Regions from separate parts of the Homo sapiens genome. Here all the other regions are linked to region 3. The links are chromatin contacts, found by Hi-C or POLR2A ChIA-PET in ENCODE. All regions are on one chromosome and are shown on one strand. Each heading gives the region's core, a stretch centred on a gene start or an enhancer-like site at or near the end of the contact. The rest is flanking DNA. Distances are from core to core; before and after follow the strand shown.

Region 1 (2,877 bases), core at 199-2,698, 290 kb before region 3:
ATGTGTTTCCAAGTCTCTCAACACCCAGAAAACGTCAAGGGGTTGGATGCCTTGGAAATTGTGAGATTGTTAGGAGGCAGGGGGGAGTGGCCACCCGGTGTCCATAGATACTGGCTGGCAGCAGCTTTTCTCTGAAGTTGGGCACTCTTTGGCCCCAGGCTCAGCGTTCCCGGTTGGAGGAGGGAGGAGTGGGTCCTGTAGAGCAGACATCTCTAGCTAGCTGCTGGGCACTCCAGGACTTTTGGCCAGCTCATCCATAATGACAGGTCCCGGTTCTCACAAACTGAATTCTGCACAGCAGCCTGCATGGCTCCAGGAACCCAGTGGGGTTAAGGCCTTCCTTTAATGACCAGGTACAAGCGCCAGTTCACACACACCCCCTCATTACCTCCTGAACTCGTCTGGGGGTCGAGCCACCCTACACATTTCACATTTACGTGTGTCTTAATGCAGAATAAAACAAGCGATGTGCCCCAGTCAAACTGTCCCATCTCACAAATACACCTACTATGTGCCAGGCATTCTTGATACATCAGTGAACAAAAATGATCAAAATCCCTGCCCTCCCAGCACAGACGTTGTCAGTGCAGCAAATACTCAATAACCAAAAGAAGTTTAATCATTTTCCTCCCACTTTCCTGCCACCCACACCCTGTCCTTCCAATCTCCCAAAGAGCTGGGTGTCTTTAATTCTATTAGCTTGACAGGGAAAATAAAATTCTTCAGCCTGCGCGCAACAGACACTACCCAGGTGCAACCCAATTCACCCCTGAACTCGACCGTCGCGGAACATTTTTCTCCAGCCTCCAAAAACTTCAGGTGGCGTGAGGCTCCCCCAACTGCAGCCCTGGAGGCCAACAAAGGGGCAATGGAGAGGAACGACCAGAGCCCCCTATCACCGGGATGACCGGGCGAACGGGGCGCGCGCGCGGTACTCACCGAGGAGCCGGCCCAGAACGGGCACGAGTTCTTCACCTGCGGGGAGCTGCTCAGCGACAGCGCCCCGAAGCTGAGCGCCACCATGCAGCAGCCCAAGATCAGCTGAAGCAGCCCAAGTGACAGCAGCGGGCGGGCGGGCAGCAGCGCGGAGCCCGGGGCCGCGGCGGCAGCGGCGGCGACTGCCCGGCGGGAGGAGAGCGCCGGCGGCGCGGCCAGCACCCCGGCAGCAGCGGTGGCCGCGCAGCGAGGCCGCGACGGGGGCTGCAGCGCGCCCCGGGGCCAGCGCGGCCGCAGCGGGGGCAGCGGCGGCTCCTGAGCGGCGGCGGCAGCGGCGCCCGGGCCCCCGGCCTGCGGCCCACCCGAAAGCCCAGCCACGGGGCAGCAGGAGCCCGGGAGCACCACGGGCAGGGACATGGACGGACGGGGAAGGGTGCGGCCGGGTGCGGCCGGCTGCGGCGGGCAGAGGACGCGGAGCGGAGCCGAGCCGAAGGCGCAGCACACTGGGCACTGCAGACGGGCTCCGAGGCCGAGGGGGAGGGAAGGAAATGCGCACGGCCCAACCACTTGCTGCCGCCGCTGCCGCTGCCCTGGCTCCAGCCGGCCGCACCCACCTGCCGCCTGGCGGGTCCGCCTCCCGCTGGCCCTGGGCGCACCCTCACTCTCACCCACGCGCACTCCGTGCTCGCGCTGTGCCGGGGCAAGTGCGCCACAGCCTCAGGGTCCCCGCCGAACCTGCGCCGGCTTCCTGGGGTCCTGGGAGGGTGCCCTGCCCCAAATATTTAAGTAAGTCCCTCGAGGTGGGAGGCACCTCACGGCCAGGACACGTCAGCGCCGGCCACCGAGAGTCTCAGCGTCTGTCCCCACCCGCCGAGCTGGGGCTAGAGAAGAGCGAGGAGCCTTCTCTGTCCAGCCACGAGAGAGGCCCTGGCGCGCTTTAGTGAGAAGGGGGCCCGCCCTTAAACTTTTGCCCAAGGAGGGGGATGCCTGGAGGAGGGGCTTTGGGGCGACTCGATGGGAAGAGGTGTAAGCCAAGGACTTCGGGAAGGACGACGCCGAGCGCAGTTACCGCTCACAGGGCGCAGGACGTGCCTACCTCGCATCGGCGCGGGAGTGCTTTCCCGGCATCTCGGTAGGAGCGGGAATGAAAGGACTGGGTTACCTTGGAAGCATCCAGCATCCGTAAAGAAAGTACCCGGGGCAGCCCGGAGTGCATGGCAAGTGTAACGCTCTGTCCTCTCATTGACTTATGAGCTATATCAGGCATCTATTAGGCATCACCTGATAGAACACGGAACCCCCAAACTTCCGAGGAAATATCCTAATAAAATCCTAAACTACTCTGGTAATTTATGAAAAATCTTTAGAGCAAAAAAAAAAAAAAAAAAAAAAAAAAGATTCCTCTTTGCAAAATGAATTCCCTTAATAATATACTTTTCACCTCGGAAGAATTCTAATGCGTAGAAAGTTTCGTGCCTAAAATGATTATAATGGACTTTTTTTCCTGATAAGAACCAGAGCAGTGTTCTTTGCAGTTAGTCAGTTCCAGTATTAGAAAGCTTATCTTACCATAAGGTATTTAACATCCTCCTACCCAATAAACCAAGAAAAGTATGTGTCAGTTTTTATGCTCTGCTTGTGGAAGCTGGATTTATATTGGTCGTTACACTTTAACCCAATGTAATATACTGTCAATGTGCCCAAGTTTACATGCACACTTCTTAAATTATTAAAGCACTTGTCTTTAATGGTGCCTAGGACTTCCTTTACAGACTGCTCCCATGAATAAATTCAAATTCTGGAGGAAAAGGGAAATGTCTTTCAAAATAAGTGTTTAAAGTCTGTTGATTCATGCAGGGGTTTTTTGTTTTGTTTTGTTTTGTTTGAGATGGTGTCTCGCTCTGTTGCCCAGGCTGGAGTGCAATGGCGTGATCTCGGCTC
Region 2 (2,926 bases), core at 89-2,588, 360 kb before region 3:
TGGGGTCTCACTATGTTGCCCAGTCTGGTCTTGAACTTCTGGACTCAAGTGATCCTCCCACCTCAGTTTTCAAAGTGTTGGGATTATGGGCATGAGCTATTGCACCCTGCCTGAGTCCTCTTTCTGACTCTTGGACTCTTAGTCCAGTTTTAGCAAGAATTCTGCTGAGTCAGTTTAGCAAAAATCTCCTATCCTTGGTATCTGATCACATTCCTCATTCCCTACCCTGATAGCTTATCACCCTGGCCTGCCTTCAGCAAGAATCCTAGTGACTTGGTGTATCAAGAATTGCCCCAGCCCTCACGTTTCCTCTTAGTACTTTTCTATCTACTGACCCCAACATTGCTCCTTGGCTGTATAAATCTCCACTTGTCCTGCTATGTTTGGGGTTGAGTCTGACCTTTCTCCCCTATTGCAGAACCCCACTGCGGTGGCTCCTGCTTGAATAAGTCTTCCTTACCATCTTTTTTTTTTTTTTTTTGAGATGGAGTCTCGCTCTATTCGCTCTATCGCCCAGGCTGGAGTGCAGTGGCACAATCTTGGCTCACTGCAACCTCCACCTCCTGAGTTCAAGCAATTCTCCTGTCTCAGCCTCCCAAGTAGCTGGGATTACAGGCACCCATGATCACACCCGGCTAATTTCTGTATCTTTAGTAGAGACGGGGTTTCACCATGTTGACCAGGCTGGTCTCAAACTCCTGACCTCAGGTGATCCACCTGCCTCGGCCTCCCAAAGTGCTGGAATTACAGGTGTGAGCCATGGTGCTCGGCCCGTTACCATCTTTAACAATAGTCAGGAATAACTTTTCATCAAGAATTCCCAGGATGGTGAACCATCTGCCACGTGAGCCTGTTTGATAATCAGGGATGAGGGAGCCTTCACGCCAGCCTCTGAGAAACCAGGCGTGTACCTGTTGGTCTCAAAGTCACCCTCTCTTGGCTCCTCCTCCTTGCTGGAGCCTTGGCACGGTTCAGCAGCCAAGAGGAAAATGGCTTTGCATTTGTAATTTGTGATTTGTGTGTCCCCTCTTCCTGCTCTGCATTCTACCCTCAGCCCCTGGCCCACAGCCTGGTACCCTGGAGCTCCATAAATACCTGTTGAGTGAATGAGAGGATGAAGGCTTCTGCAGAGAGAGAGTGGAAGAAAAGTGGCGTCTTTTGACTTCGGACTTGGCTTTCCTTGCAGAGGCCTCAGGGAGGAACAACACGGAAACAAAGATGGCCTTGTCCTGGGCCCTTCCCTCCCTGCCCCACTGTCCTCCTCTGCATCCTACAGCAGCCTGGGGGGAGGTGGAAATGGGCCCCTTTGTTCTGCTTCCAGAATTCCACTCCCACTGGGTGGAGGCCTGGCTGCAGCCCCCTCCTTCCTCTGCCAGTTCTTCCTAATCCTGAGCGACTCGCCAAAGCCTTGGATCTTCACACCGTGGGTCTCGCTGTGAGGACGGGCCTAAGCTCACAGGTAGCCTCAGAGACAGATACGGGTGCAGAGGGAAGAGGGGGTCCCCACCTGTTACCTCCCAGTCCTCTTCATCAGTGTCCCCAGGACCTATCACACAGGACAAATGAAACTGGGAGACGCCGTCTAGAGTGGGAACCCAGGTGAACACTAATCCAGTGTGGGCTGCAGACCTGTTTTTCCCTGGTCCCTGACATGAGTAAATTCAGAAAATGAGGGTAAGTGCTTTGAGATGTTAACATGATAGAGTACTTTACTTTTATGACTATTGAATCAAATAACTTTTCAAGGGTTTTAATGGATTATCAGACCATGGAAAGATACAGGAAACTTGAATGCATATTACTAAGTGAAAGAAGTCAGTCTGAAAAGGCTGTATAGTATCTGATTCCAACTGTGTGACATTCTGGAGAAAGCAAAACTATGGAGACTGTCAAAGGACCAGTGGTTGTCAGGAGTTAGGGGAGAGAGGCATGACTGGGTAGAGCACAGAGGATTTTAGGGCAGTGGAACTACTCTGTATACTACTACAGTGGTGGATACAGGTCATCATGCATTGTTCAAATTCATGGAATGGACGACACCAAAGGTTAACTCCAGCCAGAAGTGCTGGTCTCTTACCCCTGCCCCATTCTTAGCACTGGGCCTCAGTTTCCTTTCCTGCAAATTGAGGGGGTAGCATGATCTGACCTACCCAATTAGACAGTTCAGCAAATGTCTGGTTCTTTTGACAAATACAGGCAGCGTCTGGAAATTAGGGGCCATAGACTCCTCCTCCAAACCTCACCATCAAGATGCTCCAATGAAAGCAGGTCTTGGGCAATTCTGCCAGCCAGCCATGCTCATTGGCAAGGCTGCACAAAACAGTTTGTAAGCTTGGGGAAGTCCTAGCTGTCCTCAGATTCTCAGATACGTAGCTTGCTTGAAAGGTTGGGGTTCTGAAGGAGCAGCTTGAATCTCAGTCCATCCTGTGACAATCTCACAAAGTGGGGACCAGATTCTGATGCCTCATTGGGACAGAGGCAACAATGACTATGCAGTGCTCCTAGCTGGCCACATGTTGTGAACATTATTTACTTCACCAGTGAAAACTTATTTCAAACATCCCTTATGCTAATTAATCAACCCTCTGGTATAATTTTGATAACCACATTTGAAATGCTTTGTTAAAACCACTGGACTATGGATTCCTAAGGAACTCCAAAGGCGAAACAGCTGCCCTCGCTATATATGTTCAGTTAACCTATGAGCATGTGTATCATTATTAATGCTTAAGTATTTAAAAGTATATTACTACCCAGATGAACTAGGAAGGAGATAAATCACATGACTTCTGAGTTCCCTCCCATGCTAAATATATGTAAACTATTGTTATATATATATATGTTTCTGTGTTTTTTTTTTTTACTTTAATACTCCTTAAAGTCAGGGAAGGAAGGCAGAAATAGGTTTTCAGATTTCGCCATTTCT
Region 3 (3,115 bases), core at 273-2,772:
TTTGTATTTTTTAGTAGATACTGGGTTTCACCATGTTGGCCAGGTTAGTCTTGAACTCCGGACCTCAGGTGATCCACCTTCCTAGGCCTCCCAAAGTGCTGAGATTATGGGCATGAGCCACCGCGTCCTGCCAGGAAATCCATTTTCTAAGTCCTAACTTTTAAGCACTGGCAACCAATCCCAAAGTTTCTTCAAACACAATGTGGGCCAAATAACACGTGTGGGAAGTTCAAGCCTAAAGTACAAACTCCGGAGAGCAACACAAATATGGCTTGGACGTGGCCTGCCTCTTTCATCTCCCCTAATACATGCGGCGTACCAGCCACTCTGAAGGGATCCCCTTCCGCCTTCCTGGCCTTTGCCCAGACGGTTCCCTCCTCGTGAAACACCCTCTACCACTTCCTTGGCATCTTCAAGACCCTCATTAAATACCATGTCCTCCCCTTGAGGAATCTTCCTCATCCCCACAGCCATTCTTTGGGTTTCCTCCTTTCAAGCCGTGGCGTAACTGGGTCAGATATTTCTTTGTACCCCCCAAAGGAAGAAAGGGGAACTAATTTGAAGTTCTGAAGACTTTATCTATGTTATTCCCATTTAATCCTCACACCAGGTCCGCAAAATGGGCGTCACCTTTATCTTCTCCCTACAGAAAACAAAGCCACGTCTCAGAGAGGTTAGGGGAATCCCCCAAGGTCACACAGCTCTGCGGAGTGGGGCAGAATCTGGAATAAAGGTCGGGTCAGTTTCCAAAAGCCAGGGCCCCTGCTGCTCTAGCTATTCTGCAGCTCTGAAAGTTTCACCTCGTTCCAGGAAAGCATTTCGTTCAAAAAAATCCAGCCTTGAAAATATTAGGTGTGCGCGCGCCCGTGCGCGCAAACACACACACACAACACACACGCTATATACAGATACACACAGACACACACATTATGTGTATGTATATACTAGCAGATACCATCTATTAATATTACTGAAACAAGTTATCGCAGAGAAGTGACAAGCATGGAGACAGCCGCACACCCCTCGGAACCGGTCCCCTCCACCAGCCTGCCCTGCCTTCGCCCGTGCCTTGACCCGCAGTCGCACCGCAGGACAAAATGTCCCCTTTTCCTTCGGAAAGCAGAAGCCAGTGTAAATGCAACCGGGAGAACCAGAGAAGGGAGTTGCAAGGCCGCTTCCGCCGGGCCGCCCTGAGAAGGAGCGGGGTGAGCTAGTCCAGCGCGCGTACCCGGAGCGACCCCGGCGTGCGCGGCGCCTCCCTGCGCAGGCGTGCGGCGTGCGGCCCGCGGCGTGCGGCCCGCGGCTGTTCCCGGCGCGGATACTTACTGCGCGGCGGGGCGTGCAGGTCGCATCGATGTCGGTGCGCAGGCCACGGCGGCCGCAGAGTGGGGCCAACTCTGCCGGCCGCGGGACCCGGGTGAGGGTCTGGGCCTGGGCTGGGCTGGGTGACGCCAGGAGGCCGGCTACTGCGCGGCGCCCGAGAGTCCACATGCTGCTCCGGGTCTGCCGCCCGCTCCGCCCTCCAGCGCTGGGTGCTGCGGCGACCCCTGGTGGCCACTGGCCGCAGGCACTCTTCTGTGGGGGAGCAGCTAGAGGTTAGACCTCAGGAAGAACTTCCCAGCTTAGCACTATTCGTGCATTTAACAAAAATGGAGAGCCTGCTTTGTGCAAAGCACGGAGTGCAACCAGGACCCCTGACCCAAGGGAGACTGCAGCCTGGTGGCCCGCCGCTTCTAAAATTCTAAACAGGAGGAACTTGGGAGCTGCTGTCTTGCTGGGAAGTGGGTGCATGCACAAATTGAGGCTGCTTGGCCGCCGGTATGGGTTTACAGCAGTTGGGTATGTGGGGCCAGGAGACGGATGCCTTGTGTAAATCTGTACTCTGCCCACTTCCTAGCTGTGTGACCAGAGGGCAAGTTAATTAACCTCTCTGTGCCTTGTTTATAAAATGCGTTTTATAAAAGTTCCTACTTCATAGGATTGTGGTAAGGATAAAATGAGTTAAGCCCTGTAAAGTTTTTTTTGGACAGGGCATGTTCCTGTTAAGTGCACAATAAATATTGTTAATAGATTTTATTGATTGATTGATTGATTGAGACGGAGTCTCGCTCTGTCGCCCAGGCTGGAGGGCAGTGGTGCGATCTCGGCTCACTGCAAGCTCTGCCTCCCGGTTTCACGCCATTCTCCTGCCTCAGCCTCCCGAGTAACTGGGACTACAGGCGCCCGCCACCATGCCTGGCTAATTTTTTGTATTTTTTTTTTTTTTTAGTAGAGACGGGTTTCACCGTGTTAGCCAGGATGGTCTCGATCTACTGACCTCGTGATCCACCCGCCTCATTTATTTGTTTGTTTGAGACAGAGTCTCACTCTGTTGCCCAGGCTGGAGTGCAGTGGTGTGGTCCTGGCTTACTGCAACTTCTCCCTCCCGGGCTCAAGCAGTCTTCCCATTTCAGCCTTCCAAGTAGCTGGGACTACAGGTGTGCACCACCACACCCAGCTAGTTTTTGTATTTTTTGTAGAAAGGGGGTTTCGCTATGTTGCCCAGGGTGGTCTTGAACTTCTAGGCTCAAACGATCTGCCCGCCTGGGCCTCACAAAGTGCTGAGACGACAGGCGTGAGCCACCGTGCCTTGCCTATTGTTGATAGATTTTAAAAGAGAATTTTATTTCTGTTACATATTACAAAGGGATGCAAATTGTGAAAGTTTTCTTCACATTTTATATATGCTTTAGAGGATGTCAAATGTGAGCCGAGTGTGGTAGTGCATGCCTGTGATCTCAGCTACTCAGGAGGCTGAGGCGGGAGGATCACTTGAGCCTGGGAGCTCAAGGCTGCAGTGAGCTATGATTGTGCCTGTGAATAGCCACAGCATTCCAGCCCGGCCATCATAGCAAGATACTGTCTTAAAAAAAAAGAAAATGTCAGTTGTGTACACTTTCCATGGCAGAGAAGATGGGAAGGTACTAAAGTTCTTCCAAAGCCACTTTGTGAATCGTGAAGAGAGACATGTTTACATACTTAGGATGCTAAATGACAAGTGTCAAGAGGAATGTAAACTAACAGGTGTGAGTGTTGAGTGGGAGATTTATATAGAGCTAGGGATGGGGGAATCAAG
Region 4 (2,938 bases), core at 8-2,507, 380 kb before region 3:
GATGAGTTCATGTCCTTTGTAGAGACATGGATGAAGCTGGAAACCATCATTCTCAGCAAACTATGGCAAGGACAAAAAAACTAAACACCGCATGTTCTCACTCATAGGTGGGAATTGAACAATGAGAACACATGGACACAGGAAGGGGAACATCACACACTGGGGACTGTTGTGGGGTGGGGGGATGGGGGAGGGATAGCATTAGGAGATATACCTAATGTAAATGACGAGTTAATGGGTGCAGCACACCAAGATGGCACATGTATACATATGTAACAAACCTGCACGTTGTATACATGTACCCTAACACTTAAAGTATAGAAATAATAAAATTTTAAAAAAAAAAGTGATTAAAAAAAAACCACTCACCATTCCAACCAAGCTCACTAACAGTTATGATAAGAACTAACATTCTTTGAGCACCTATAAGATGCCAGGCAAATGAGCTGCATAGGCTCTAGCACTTAACTGCACAGCAATATCACAGAGCAGGTATTATCCCCATTTTACTGATGAAGAAACTGACCTCACATGTGCTAGGTAATTTGCCCAAAATCCCAGAGTGATGACACAAACTTCATTCTGTCTTGTACTTTCCCATCCCCTCTTCCCTGAGGAGCCTGTGATCAGGGGTGAGACCCACAGGTACCCAGGTAGCTGAAATATCAGGCAGACTGCTCAGCACAAATGACATCTCAGGGAGAAGATGAACAGAACCTGCAGGGAGCTTGGGGAAGGTGGATGGAGCTGCGGGAGCCAGGTGGGCAGCCTCCGGGGAGCAGGGGCCAGGGAGAGGGATGATTTGGCCGTGGGGAGCACAGCCAACCCAGTTTGACAGGAAAGGTAGGCTAGAGTTAGACATGGGGCCCAAGGGACCAAGTCCATTTTCAGTTCCATTTTATTCTATTTCACTCTTGACTAAAGAAGAGCTCTGGGTGATGGCAGCTGGAAACTGCTGTTCATTGCTCGCTTGCGTTCTCACCCTTCAGCCTTCCTTCCCAGAAAGAAGCTTCGGAGCACTGCTTGGTGCCAGCCACGGTGCTGGGAGCTGCGGATGCAAGGACCGTGGCGATCGTTCCATGGCTGTTAGCCACGATGATTCTAGGAGCCTCGGTGGCCCACGTCCTAGGCTGGAGTCCCCATAGGCTACTGGGACTCGCCCTGCTTGGAAGTGGACGAGGCGTTTCTCCGGCCCTGGCTCTCCTGGCCTTCTCCAGCCCAATGTGTGACCCGCTACAGCCACCTGGTGGGCCGCGGGGGAATACAGCAACGATTTCAATAAACCCCAGGACATAGGCCCTGCCGGGAAAGGAGTCTGGGGCCTGGCATGGTCTAGATTCCCTCCCCAAGGACTGCCCAGTCCCCTTCCCCCTCCATCCTCAGTTCCCTTTAGTAATAGAGAAAGCCGTCCCCCGTGTTCTCTCGGCTGATCTATAGTAGGCGAGGGTGGGCATGGAATAAAACGACCGCTTCTGCTGCTTTACTCCTCAGGTTATTTCCATTCGAAATTAGTTAGGCAGGGAGGAGACATCAGGCTGGAGCCCAGAGGCAGGAGGGAAGCGCCCACCGACCCCACCCCGCGTTCCAAAACGTTCCCTCCAGCGCAGCGTCTCCCAATAGCCGGGATCCTGGGGGTCCCAGCCAATCTGATGGGGGTCGCGTTTTTCCCGGCCTGGGACGCGGGAGGCTCCATTCTGCACCAGAAGCGGGGAGGGCCAAGGGAGACATGAGCACAGCTGGCTCGAGTGGCTCGTGGAGTTAGCCTGCAGCCGCCTCTCTGGTGGGCGCTGGATCCCCACAAGCCCCCAGGGGAAAACGGTCTACGCCTCTTAGACCCGCACCTTCGCCAGCAGAACCGGAACTGCCACTGCTGCTAGGAGAAAGTCTTGGACAATAATCGCGACGTCCAGGCCACACAGGCCATAAACCGCCACGGGAGCAGCGAGCGCCCTGAGTAGCGCAGCCCCCCGCTCCCCAGGAGGTGGGAACCACGCTGGAACCAGCAAGCCCAAGCTCTGCGCCTTCGCGGCGAGATCTGACGGCCCTAGTGGCCCCCATCCTCCCGTCGGCCGGAGACCGGACCCGGTTACCACCACCTCCCCGCAATTTCTAGTCTCTAAATTATGCTGTCCCCGAAAACAAAGAAAGTGACCAAGAAATAATGTGAAAATGTTACCAAGAGAGTTTACTATTGAAAGAAGTCTAGCCATCAAATAAATGTCTTTTACTAAACGATGAATAAATCTGATGGTCTTTTTGTGGTAAATGGAATGTTTAGGTTCTTAGATTATGGTCATTCAGTCAGCAAACATCTGACTGCGGTTAATTCTGTGACGGGAGCTGAGAAGACCTCACTGAACAAAATCCCTGCTTTCCTGCTATTTATATATATTCCAGCGAGGGAGACAAAAAAATCAAGTTAAATAAGTAAAAGAGATAGTTAAATTAAGTTGTGGAGCGTGCGAAGAGAAAAAAATAGGGAAAAGATAAGAGTTCTAGAGGGATGTATTTGGAGAGGGCAGCCAGAAAAGCCCTCACTGAGAAGGGTACACTGGAGTCAAGACTTGAAGGAGTTGAGAGGGCAAAACAGACAGGGAAAACAGACAGGCGGCTGGCAGGTGCAAAGGCCCTGAGGCAAGAACTCCTAGGCCTCTTCCAGGAAGTGAGGAGAGCAGAGGGAGGGAGGGTGAGAGGGAGAGGGGAAGAGGTCCTGAATTGAGAGACAACACTAGGATGGGTGGGAAAGTTTATGCTGTGAAGTGACTCTAAGAATACTGGTGTTTATGCCAAGCAAGGTGGGAGCTACTGGGGGGCAGTGAGCAGAGGAGGATGTGATCTGACTTGTTTTAACAGGACCGCTCGGGCTGCTGCACTGAGGAGGGCTGAAGAGGTGAGGCTGAATTTAACTTTGACTCTTGCCTCTCTCCCACACCCAATC

Evidence for each region. Hi-C counts contacts between places; a loop is a spot of excess contacts on that map. ChIA-PET counts read pairs that join two places held with the same protein, here RNA polymerase II (POLR2A). Pooled maps may share reads with other maps.
Region 1: a loop to region 3 is called in a map of mammary epithelial cell, with 4 times the contacts of the local background. The contact joins the promoter of ENTREP1 here to the promoter of FXN in region 3. A Hi-C loop is called at or near these places in 4 of 168 maps with a recorded cell type or tissue (HCT116, Right ventricle myocardium inferior, esophagus muscularis mucosa and 1 more) and 13 of 50 pooled maps. POLR2A ChIA-PET finds 5 or more read pairs at or near these places in 1 of 52 experiments (PC-3).
Region 2: a map of aorta shows a loop between it and region 3 (4-fold over the local background). The contact joins the enhancer-like site here to the promoter of FXN in region 3. A Hi-C loop is called at or near these places in 3 of 168 maps with a recorded cell type or tissue (PC-9, aorta and ascending aorta) and 6 of 50 pooled maps.
Region 4: a loop to region 3 is called in a map of PC-9, with 5 times the contacts of the local background. The contact joins the enhancer-like site here to the promoter of FXN in region 3. A Hi-C loop is called at or near these places in 1 of 168 maps with a recorded cell type or tissue (PC-9), 1 of 37 single-sample maps with no recorded cell type and 6 of 50 pooled maps.

Annotation. Positions count from the first base shown.
Region 1 is chr9:69,323,786-69,326,662 of GRCh38, reverse strand. ENTREP1 (endosomal transmembrane epsin interactor 1) reads right to left here and starts at 1,448. Exons shown (of 11, transcript NM_001347995.2): 1 at 940-1,448. The coding sequence starts at 1,353.
Region 2 is chr9:69,394,202-69,397,127 of GRCh38, reverse strand. No RefSeq gene overlaps it. Among named protein-coding and RNA genes, the nearest start is that of ENTREP1, 70 kb to the right of the region's middle. Within about 2 kb of position 1,338, at least 2 of the 41 ENCODE cell types and tissues checked have a DNase peak (open chromatin) inside an H3K27ac peak, as active enhancers do.
Region 3 is chr9:69,034,159-69,037,273 of GRCh38, reverse strand. It overlaps FXN (frataxin), which reads right to left and starts at 1,522. Exons shown (of 5, transcript NM_000144.5): 1 at 1,327-1,522. The coding sequence starts at 1,491. RefSeq lists silencers at 287-581, 1,164-1,633 and an enhancer at 954-1,003.
Region 4 is chr9:69,411,135-69,414,072 of GRCh38, reverse strand. LOC124902177 (a long non-coding RNA gene) reads left to right here. Exons shown (of 2, transcript XR_007061568.1): 2 at 990-2,239. Among named protein-coding and RNA genes, the nearest start is that of ENTREP1, 87 kb to the right of the region's middle. Within about 2 kb of position 1,257, at least 3 of the 41 ENCODE cell types and tissues checked have a DNase peak (open chromatin) inside an H3K27ac peak, as active enhancers do.